2 separate regions of the Homo sapiens genome follow, and region 1 is linked to region 2. A link is an interaction called in ENCODE POLR2A ChIA-PET data of the cell type or tissue named here. Cell type or tissue: OCI-LY7. All regions are shown on one strand. Links, peaks and the distances in the headings refer to the core of each region. The heading gives the core; the rest is flanking DNA.

The links. Peaks named below come from ENCODE experiments on the same cell type or tissue, not always from the same donor. Only the 100,000 strongest peaks of a DNase experiment are listed, where the experiment ranks them.
Region 1: POLR2A ChIA-PET joins it to region 2 with 9 read pairs; 14 of 35 experiments call an interaction of 5 or more read pairs at or near these places.

The regions. Positions count from the first base shown.
Region 1 is chr6:41,921,804-41,927,222 of GRCh38, reverse strand. BYSL (bystin like) reads right to left here. Exons shown (of 7, transcript NM_004053.4): 1 at 5,393-5,419. Among named protein-coding and RNA genes, the nearest start is that of BYSL, 3.0 kb to the right of the region's middle. RefSeq lists an enhancer at 1,463-1,963. In OCI-LY7, for the core only: no CTCF peak of the experiment used is centred there; no DNase peak of the experiment used is centred there; H3K4me3 peaks cover 1,923 bases; H3K27ac peaks cover 802 bases.
Region 2 is chr6:42,026,818-42,032,236 of GRCh38, reverse strand. It overlaps a transcript of CCND3 not described here. Among named protein-coding and RNA genes, the nearest start is that of TAF8, 21 kb to the left of the region's middle. RefSeq lists enhancers at 1,086-1,580, 1,329-2,090, 3,563-3,612, 3,352-3,646, 3,392-3,686 and 2 more. In OCI-LY7, for the core only: no CTCF peak of the experiment used is centred there; DNase peaks (open chromatin) are centred at 836 and 1,083; H3K4me3 peaks cover 634 bases; H3K27ac peaks cover 5,000 bases.

The DNA.
Region 1 (5,419 bases), core at 119-5,118, 100 kb after region 2:
CCCAGGGGCTTGCAATCATGCTTGAGAAACAAAATGTATATACAGGAAACAATAAGAAAAGCAATGGCCATAAATAATAGTTAACATACCATACTCAGTTATGTAGAAGGAACTTTTTTTTTTTTTTTTGAAATGGAGTCTTGCTCTGTCACCCACACTGGAGTGCAGTGGCTGGATCTCAGCTCACTGCAAGCTCCGCCTCCCGGGTTCATGCCATTCTCCTGCCTCAGCCTCCCAAGCAGCTGGGACTACAGGCATAAGCCACCAGCCCGGCTAATTTTTTGTATTTTTAGTAGAGTTGGGGTTTCACCATGTTGACCAGAATGGTCTCGATCTCTTGACCTCGTGATCCGCCCGCCTTGGCCTCCCAAAATGCTGGGATTACAGGGCGTGAGCCACTGTTCCCGGCCTGTAGAAGGAACTTCTAAACACTATACCCATGTTAACTGTTTAATCCTTATAAACCCAAGAAGTGGCCGGGCACGGTGGCTCACGCCTGTAATCCCAGCACTTTGGGAGGCCGAGGCGGGCAGATCACGAGGTCAAGAGATCGAAACCACCCTGGTCAACATGGTGAAACCCCATCTCTACTAAAAATACAAAAATTAGCTGGGCGTGGTGGTGGGCGCCTGTAGTCCCAGCTATTTGGAAGGCTGAGGCAGGAGAATCACTTGAACCCAGGAGGTGGAGGTTGCAGTGAGCCAAGGTCACGCCACTGCACTCCAGCCTGGTGACAAAGCGAGACTCCGTCTCAAAAAATATATATAAAATTAAAAAAAATAAAATAAACCTTCTTATGGAACAATGGCAAATAAATAAATAAATAAGAATAAACCCAAGAAGTGGATACTATTACTATACCCAGTTTCAAATGAGGACATTGAAGCACTGAGAAGTTGGGTAATTTGCCCAAGACAGGTAGTCTGGGTCTAGACTGCATTCTTCACCACTATTCTACACATATTCGGGTTTGATTATATGCCACAATGAGTAGTAGAGACAACATATGCACTTAAAGGATGAGTGGTGAGGACAGTTAGGAGCTGGATGGGCAGTTTGGGAGCAGAAGGAGTGTGTTCCAGACGCAGAGAAAATAAGGCTTGGATATAAGAGTCTCCTAGGCAATAGCAAGAAATAATGCTAGGTACGTGGGAAAGGTGAAGCCAGACTGGAGGGCCTTTAAATTCAGGCAGTAGAGTTCAGATTTCAATCCACCAGTCCATTTAAATACATGAAGTTGGCTGGGCGTGGTGGCTCACGCCTGTAATCCCACCATTTTGGGAGACCAAGGCGGGTGGATCATGAGATTGGGAGTTCGAGACCAGCCTGACTAACAGGGAGAAGCCCCGTCTCTACTAAAAATACAAAATTAGCCGGGCTTGGTGGCGCATGCCTATAATCCCAGCTACTTGGGAAGGCTGAGGCATGAGAATCGCTTGAACCCGGGAGGTGGAGGTTGAGGTGAGGTGAGCCGAGATCGCGCCACTGCACTCCAGCCTGGGCAACAACAGCAAAACTCTGTCTCAAAAAAATAAATAAATAAATAAATAAAAATAAATAGGCCGGGCGCGGTGGCTCACGCCTGTAATCCCAGCACTTAGAGAGGCCAAGGCGGGCGGATCACGAGGTCAGGAGACCGAGACCATCCTGGCTAACACGGTGAAACCCCGTCTCTACTAAAAATACAAAAAATTAGCCGGGTGTGGTGGCGGGCGCCTGTAGTCCCAGCTACTCGGGAGGCTGAGGCAGGAGAATGGTGTGAACCCGGGAGGCGGAGCTTGCAGTGAGCCAAGATCGTGCCACTGCACTCCAGCCTGGGCGACAGAGCGAGACTCCGTCTTAAAAAAAAAAAAAAAAATGAAGTTAGTCCATTTAAATAACTTCTGTTTTTGGAAGGCTACATGTCTGGGCATCTGGAAAGGGGTCTAATAATCCAAGTGGGGAGCTATAATGCTACGTATCAATAGGTCATTAACAACAAAGGCAGTGTGTGATAAACACTAAATAAGGGGGAACAGACATTTTGTCTCCACGTTCCAACGGTCCCCCAAATTTGTACTTTGTAGGTGGTTCTCCTTAGTGCCAGACCCTAACTCCAGGTGTCTCCTGTAAGCTGCTCTTGGATGACTCACAGGCACCTCAAATCTCACCCGTTATCAACTAAACTAATTTTCTTTCCCTCCTAGGTCTACACTGCTAACCATCCACAGCTCAGTAAACGGCACCATCGTCCACCCAATGCTAAGCCTGGGAGGTACTCTTGCCTCATCCCCTGCCCTCACCCTCAACACCCAATCAATTACTAAATCATATTCAATTTTACCTCATAGACTGTCTCTCACATGCTTCACAGCCCCATCTAAGCCTAGATCAGCATCATCTCTTGCCTGGATTTATTCAACAGTCGCCCACTGGTCTCTATGTTTCTGACCTTGCTTCCCTCCAACTCATTTTCCACTCTGCAGACGGTCACCTTCCAGAAACACATATTTGATTTGATCAGCCCTGTCCTTAAAATTCTCCAGTAGCTTCCCATTCTTCCCACTGCTGTTAGGATGGTTTTAAAATCTTTTGTAGGCTTGGCTCCCACCTACCTGACCATCATTCATTACCGATTAACCCAGTCATTCAGCAAACACCAAGCACCTACTATATGTGAGGCACTGTTCGGGGTGCTGGCAATATATCCACGAACAACCGAAACCAAAAGACTTTGTTCTATACAGCTTACATTCTAATTGGAGGAGATAGTCTACGACCATACCACCCTGAACGCACCCAATCCTGTCTAAATGGAAGAGACAGACATAAATAAACATATAAATATATTGGGTTAAAAGATAAGTACTATGGGCTGGGTGCAGTGGCTCATGCCTGTAATCCCAGCACTTCGGGAGGCCGAGGCGGGTGGATCACCTGAGGTCAGGAGTTTGAGACCAGGCTGGCCAACATAGCGAAATCCCCAACTCTACTAAAAATACAAAAAAAAAAAAAATTAGCTGGGTGTGGTGGCGGGCGCCTGTAATCCCAGCTACTTGGGAGGCTGAGGCAGGAGAATCGCTTGAACCCGGGAGGTGGAGGTTGCAGTGAGCCGAGATCGTGGTATTGCACTCAGCCTGGGTGACGGAGCGAGACTCTGTCTCAAAAAAAAAAAAAAGATAAGTACTATGAAAAAAAGATAGGGCAGAAATGCTGGGAGTATGGAGATGGAGTAGAGTGCTGCAATCTTAAATGGAGTGGATAGGCCTCTCTGAGAAAGTAACCCTACAAGTGTATGAGAACAAACTATCCCAGAGAGAAGGAACAACCAGGCCAAACCCCCTAATTTCCCACGTTTAAGGCACAATGAAGCCTAAATAGGTGGAGTGGAATGGGCAAAGAGGAAAGCAGTAGAAGAGGTCAGACTGGCAAAGGAGGCAGATCATATAGTGCATTGTAGACCATTGTAATCCCCCACCTGTGAGTACTTTGTAGAGAGTATGAGACACGGCAGGGTGCAGTAGCTCACACCTGTAATCCCAGCACTTTGGGAGGCCAAGGCAGGGAGGGTCGTTTGAGCCCAGGAGTTTGAGACCAAACTGGGCACCACTGTGAGACCTCATCTCTACAAATAATTAAATAATTAGCGGCCAGGTGCGGTGGCTCACGCCTGTAATCCCAGCATTTTGGGAGGCAGAGGTGGACGATGACCTGAAGTCAGGAGTTCAAGACCAGTCTGGCCAACATGGTGAAACCCCATCTCTACTGAAAATACAAAAATTAACTGGATGTGATGGCTCACGCCTGTAATCTCAGCTACTCAGAAGGCTGAGGCAGAAGAATTGCTTGGACCTAGGTGGCAGAGGTTGCAGTGAGCCAAGATTGCGCCACTGCACTACAGCCTGGGCGACAGGCTCAAAAAAAAAAAAAAAGAATTAGTTGGACATGGTGGCACACACCTGTGGTCCCAGCTACGTGGGAGGCTGAGGTGGAAAGACGACTGGAGCCCAGGAGATTGAGGCTGCAGTTAGCTATGATTGTGCCACCGCACTCTATCCTGGGTGACAGAGAGAGAGAGAGACTCTGTCTCAAAAAAAAAAGAAAAAAAGAAAAAACGGAGAATATGAGATACTAACGAGGAGGCTACTGTGATAATCCAGGTGAGAGACTGTGGTGGCTACGACAGGATGGTGTTCCAAAGCGGTGAAAAGTGGTCTCATTTTGGATACACTTTGAAGGCAAAGTCATCAGAATTTCCTTACAGATCAGATGTGGGGAGGGAGAGACAGAGAGAGGAGATGGTGGGGGCAGGGAGAGAGAGGAGTCTAAAGTTTATCTCGAGCAAATGAAAGAATATGCTACTAACTGAGACAGGGAAGGCAATGGTGAGAGAAGCAGGTTTGGAGGGAAGGTCAGGATTTCTGTTTTGTACATGTTAAATTTGAGCTGTCTGTTAGATTTCAAATTGGAGATGCCAAATAGGCAGTTGAATATAAGAATCTGGATTTCATGGAAGAGATCAGGGCTAGACTATAAAGTTAGGAGTAGTCACTCAAGGATGGTATTTAAACCATGAAACTTGCCAGCACCAGAGAATATTTGAAGAGGTCAGAGGACTGAGGAGAAGAGGTTGCAATAAGAGTCAGCCAAGGATACTGAGAAGTGAGGTGGCAGTAAAACAGGAGTGTTGATGTCTTAGAACCCAAGTAAGGATACTGTGGCCAGAAGGCCACTATTCAATTGTGTCAAATATTGCTTTAGATGAGATCTGAGAAACGGATGAAGCACCTCAGAGGTCAACACTCCCTCCCTAGTGAGAAAACATCAGACGTCTTTCAATTCATCTCTCTCGCTCTTTGGCTGCTAAACAATGTGTTTTCTGCTCATAACACTTCCCATTCGTTTTTCAGTTCTCAGCTTAAAGGTCCTGCTGCAATCGGAGAAGCTTCTCAAGACCAATGCTATTGTTACCAGGGAAACGATACTTTATCATGGAAATATATTATTCTAAGAGTCTACTTAATTGCCTCTCTGCTGGGCTTGACTGTAAGGTCCTTAAGTTAGACGTGCCTGTGTTGTTTACTTCTGTACCCAAACATTCGATAGAATTCCGAGCATAGCGCAAAGCTCGTAGTGGGTATCCCATAAATATTTACAAAACCAATGGATACATGCTAGGAGCACTTAGTGGCGCGATCGATTACTGTTGGCCTAACTTCGGGGGTGTCTAGAAGGGAGTGCCTAAAACTAGGAGTGGACGCGGAGGGCTCTAGACAGGGTTCAGTCTCCTTTGCAAGTGTAATACGGACCCCTTTGTTGACTCGAAGCAATTCCCCTGCCAGACACTTTTTAGCTGCCCACCCCGCCCCACTACTGGCCACTGTCTTCCTCGGACCTCATCCCAGACACTCACCCAGCCGCGTGGTGCGTTCCCGCGGCG
Region 2 (5,419 bases), core at 224-5,223:
GCATGTGTCTGCAGTCCTAGCTACCCAGGAGGCTGAGGCAGAAGAATCGCTTGAGCCCAGGAGTTTGAGGCTTCAGTGAACTGTGATGGCACCACTGCATTGCAGCCTGTGTGACAGGGCAAGACCTCGTCTCTTAAAAAAGAGTCGGCCAGGTGCAGCGACTCACGCCTGTAATCCCAGCACTTTGGGAGGCCAAGGCAGGTGGATCACCTGAGGTCAGGAGTTTGAGACCAGCCTGACCAACATGGTGAAACCCCGTCTCTATTAAAAATACAAAAAATTAGACCGGTGTGATGATGCGTGCCTGTAATCCTAGCTACTTGGGAGGCTGGGGCAGGAGAATCGCTTGAACCCAGGAGGCGGAGGTTGCAGTGAGCTGAGATCGCGCCGTTGCACTCTGTCTCAAAAAAAAAAAAAAAAAAAGAGTCAGTTGCAAAATATATGTGGTAACATGAAAATTATATGGTAACGTTAAGAGAAAAATCAGGATGCAAAATTGTACATATATTTACAACTCTGTATTTTAGACACACACACACAAAGACTTGAAGGAAATATACCACAGTGTTAACAGTGGTTATTTCTTGGGGGAGCAGAACTAAAAGGGTTTTGTTTTTCTAGTGCTTTTTTCACTTTTTGAAATGTTCATGAAAAATCAAAAACATGTCATGAGTTGTGTTTCCATAAGTATTTGGAAAATTAGTCTTCTTACTTTAATAGCATCTCACAGGGGACAGTAGGTGCCGAGAGTAAAGTTGGCAGGAAGGAGTACAGTGTGAAGGCCCAGAGAAGTACCCTGTGAGGTCACAGCCGCCTCTGCCCCACGTTTCCAATAAGCCTGCACTATCTTCCAGCCCTGCAAGTCCTGGGCCACCAGTAAAGTTGTGAAGTATCCAGGTGACTCTGGGGTGACCGGCTCCCGTTGTCATGGCAGTTAGGGGTGGGTGAAGTCAGGTGAGGGGCAGATGACTCAGCTTCAAGCCCCAATAACCTACGGATGGGCACAGAGTGGGTCTGAAGTGGAGCACACATTTCTTTTTGAGGCCTGCTTTTCCCCCTTGTCCCTTTTAGCAGGATGTAGCGGGGAACTAAGGTGGCCAGAGCAGGAAGTCTCCCATAGAGTCTGCCTCCCCAGCTCAGCAACAGAGGAGGAGGTGGAGTCTGGATTGAGCCCCAAGATAAGGAACATGCAGCAGCTGAAGAGGGAGATCAGAATAAACAGCTGTGCCCCCAGGAGAATGAGCTCCACATTCCACTCTTTGACCCCACCCCCAATTCCCACTTCTCCCAAGTGCCTTCCTGCACCCCACCCCCATCCACGCACACTCAGTGTTCCCACCCGCTCCAGGGGCCTCCCCTCCAGCCTTGGCTCAGCTCCCTTAGAGCTGCCTTCCTTCCCCCAGTCCCCTGAGCCAGAGGCTCTGGGGCCGCTCTCCAGCTGTCTGGAAGGAGTGAGTACTCAGGACAGGTGGCCGGAGGCAGATGGAAAGGGGCCTCTTCCAGGCTGGACTCCACCTGCCGGGCTGGGCCACCCTCAGACTCTCCCCTGGGCCGCTCCAGGAAGGCCTGGGAACACAAGAGGGCCAGGCTGTGGTGGTGAGTCTGGGGAAGGCGAGGCAGGACCTGGGGCATGGAGAGGAGACAGTGGAGTGGTCCTGGAGGCCGGGTCTGTGCACATCTGGTCAGCCTCACTGTGGGTGGGCCTTGCCCTCCAGGAGCCCACAGTCCAGTAGGGGAGACAGACAGCAGGTACCAGATGTGCCTCCTGAGGTGGTCTCTGCACAGCTCTGGGAGGTCATGCCTCATCATAGCCTCATCATAGTATCTAGGGGTATCCCCAGCTCCACAGAACAACCAGAAGGCTCCATATTTCCTGAGGGTTCAAGTCACTGCCCCAAACACCCCATATTACTTTCTAGACATACTACCCTGGGATTTAAAATTTAAGAGAAGGAGCAGATATTTCTGTCTCCTGGAGCTGGACCAATCCCTCAGGCCACCACAAGTATAATGAGCACCCCTTCTTCTGTGCTACCCCCATACCAGCTCCAACCTGAGCGGCAAGACCCAGATGGACATGGGCACCTAGGGGCTTTGGGGCAGCACTGGTTTACCACGTGTCCCTCCATATCCTGAAGATGTAGGCCTCCGTGGACACACCTGTATTCCTGAGCTGTGCATGGCCTCTGTCCTGGTTGCACAGAGGATTGGACCCACAGGGCAGATGGGTGAGTGTTTGCCTCAGGTACATTGGACATCTTTGCCCTTGGTGGGAGAATGGTTGAAATAGGGAGGCATGGTGCATTCCAGAGGCTGCCCATTGTCCTGGCTGTCTGCAGGGAGGGCACCCCCATCCATCCCCAGTGCCCAGTGAGAGGAATTTTTTTTTTTTTTTTTTTGAGACAGAGTTTCACTCTTGTCGCCCAGGCTGGAGTGCAATGTTGTGATCTTGACTCACTGCAACCTCCACCTCCGAGGTTCAAGTGATTCTCTTGCCTCAGCCTCCCAAGTAGCTGGGATTACAGGCATGCACCATCATGCCTGGCTAATTTTGTATTTTCAGTACAGATGGGGTTTCACCAAGTTGGTCAGGCTGGTCTCAAACTCCTGACCTCAGGTGATCTGCTCATCTCGGCCTCCCAAAGTGCTGGGATTACAGGCATGAACCACTGTGCCCGGCCCCAGTGAGAGTATGTGTGGGGGTCTCACTGCCCTCTTAGTCTCTAATTGCTGGCAACCTGGCATGGTGCCACATCACTGTATTTAAATCCCTCCTTTGAGGCTCCCAAGGCCGTCTAATGTCCCACATCTTTAACAAACTACTGGACAGGTGTCCCCTTCTATAGCCACTGCCAGCCAGCAGACTCAATAAATATATGTTAATAATAGCCAGGACTAGCTACATAGTTTGCAGAGCCCTTGTTCAAAAACTATTAAGAATTTCAAGGCTGCGTGCAGTGGCTCATGCCTGTAATCCCAACACTTTAGGAGGCAAAGGCGGGAGGATCTCTTCAGGCCAGGAACTCGAGACCAGCCTGGGCAACATAGTGAGACCCTGTCTCTAAAAAATAATAAAAAAAAAAAAAATTAAAAAATAAAATAGCTGGTGGTGCCTGCTTGTATTCCTAGCTACTCAGCAGGCTGAGGTGAGACAATCACTTGAACTCAGGAGTTCGAGGCTGCAGTGAGCTATGATCATGCCACTGCAATCCTACAGTCTTGGCAACAGAGTGAGACCCTGTCTCTTAGGAAAAAAAAAAAAAAACCGTTTCAAGGTGGTGGTGACAGAGCATTAACCAAGTTTGGGACCCGTCCTGAGCATGGGACCCTGTGTGGCTGCACAGGTCACAAACCTATTTGGCCTTGAAAATAGCGAACACGAACGTGTATTGAACACTTGCTGTGTGCCAGACATTGTGCTGGGCTGGGTGCTTACCACGCATAATCTCATTCCTTCTTCTCAACAGCCCTGTTATCCCTACTGTGCAGATAAGGAAACTGAAGCTTTAGCTGAGTCATCTCCCTTGCTGAGGTCATCCCGCTCCTAAGTGCTAGAGCTGGGAACGGAACCCAGCTCATCTGTCTTTGGAGCCTGAGCTCTTTACCCATGCCTGTGGACAGCTTCAGCCTTCAGTGGCAGGGAGGCTGCTGGCGGAGGGCAGCTGCTTCCCTTGCCACCTTCTGCCATATCATGAGCAGGAAGGAAGATGAGGCAAGAAATAGCAGCCGACAGTGTGGCAACGGTGACCGTGGTGGTAAGGGTGTCCAACCCGGCAGAGGCGATGGGCAGACAAAAATGAGATGGGCACAGGAATTGTCTGAGCTGGAGGCAGCTGATAGATAGCACAGCTGTGCTCTCCACACCTCGCCCAGCATGGCCATCGCCGAACCCACTCCTCTCTCTCCCCTGATGTCACCTCCAGCTCTGCCTCTCTCTTCCTCTTTATGGCCACAGTTTCCTCTCCCCAGCTCTCTCTTCCACTCCTTCCCTGGCCACCCTCCACCAGGGAGGTCATCAGGTCTCCTCTCCAGCTGTGTCCTCCGTATTCCCATGCTTAGCATCATAGTAAGAGCAGCCACGATTTAGTGAGCACCTACCACATGCTAGGCACAGTGCTAGGGACTTTACAAGTTTGTAATCTTCTCTCCACAAACCTGTAAGCAATTTTTACCCCCATTTCATAACGGGCGGCCGGGCGTGGTGTCTCACGCCTGTAATCCCAGCACTTTGGGAGGCCAAGGTGGGCGGATCACCTGAGGTCGGGAGTTTGAGACCAGCCTGACCAACGTGGAAAAACCCCGTCTCTACTAAAAGTACAAAATTAGCCGGGTGTGGTGGCAGGAGCCTGTAATCCCAGCTACTTGGGAGGCTGAGGCAGGAGAATTGCTTGAACCCAGGAGGCGGAGGTTGCCGTGAGCTGAGATTGAGCCATTGCCCTCCAGCCTGGACAACAAGAGCAAAACTCTTGTCTCAAAAACAAACAAACAAACAAACAAAAAAAACTGAGGCTTAGAGAGGCTAAGAGATCTGTCCAGGGTTACACAGCTGGTGAGCAGTGAGGAGGAGATTTGGGCTCTGGTGTTAAGCCCACACACTTTCTGCCCTCCTTACCACCTTCCCCATGGGTTGGGTTGGCCTGAGTACAGTGGTTTCCTGAGCAGGGAAGGAGATACGCAATTGAGAAATGGTCAGTTCGAGGGAGGAATAAATTGGGTATGGTGAGAGAGACATTCACCTCCAACCTCATTTGGCATTAGGTGGGGGTGGAGTCGGGTGTCTTTTTTTTTTTTTTTTTTGAGATGGAGCCTCGCTCTCTCACTCAGGCTGGAGTGCAGTGGCGCGATCTCGGCTCGCTGCAAGCTCTGCCTCCCGCGTTCACGCCATTCTCCTGCCTCAGCCTACCGAGTAGCTGGGACTATAGGCGCCTGCCACCAAGCCTGCCTAATTTTTTTGTATTTTTAGTAGAGATGGGGTTTCACCGTGTTAGCCAGGATGGTCTCGATCCCCTGACCTCGTGATCTGCCCGTCTCGGCCTCCCAAAGTGCTGGGATTACAGGCATGAGCCACCGCGCCCGGCCTAGTGGTGTCTTAACCACCTGGAAGGCACTCAGACACTTGGGAAGCTGACCTGATGGAGGTGAAGGGCTGGAGACATGGATGAGGACAAGGCCCCTTTTTCACGCCTTTACCCATCAGCATCTTGGCACCAAAGAATGGGCTGGGATAGGAACTAGGGGAGGTTAGGCTGCTGTAACACAGACTCCAACAAGAGTGGCTTAGCAAAATGGAAATTTCTCCCATACAGATCCGGGTGGGTGATCTGACCCCTTGGTGGTGTTGAGGGCCCAAGCCCCTCCTGTGCCCTTGCGTGTGGGAGATGGCATCCCACCATGGCTGCTGGGTCCGTCAGCCAGCCAG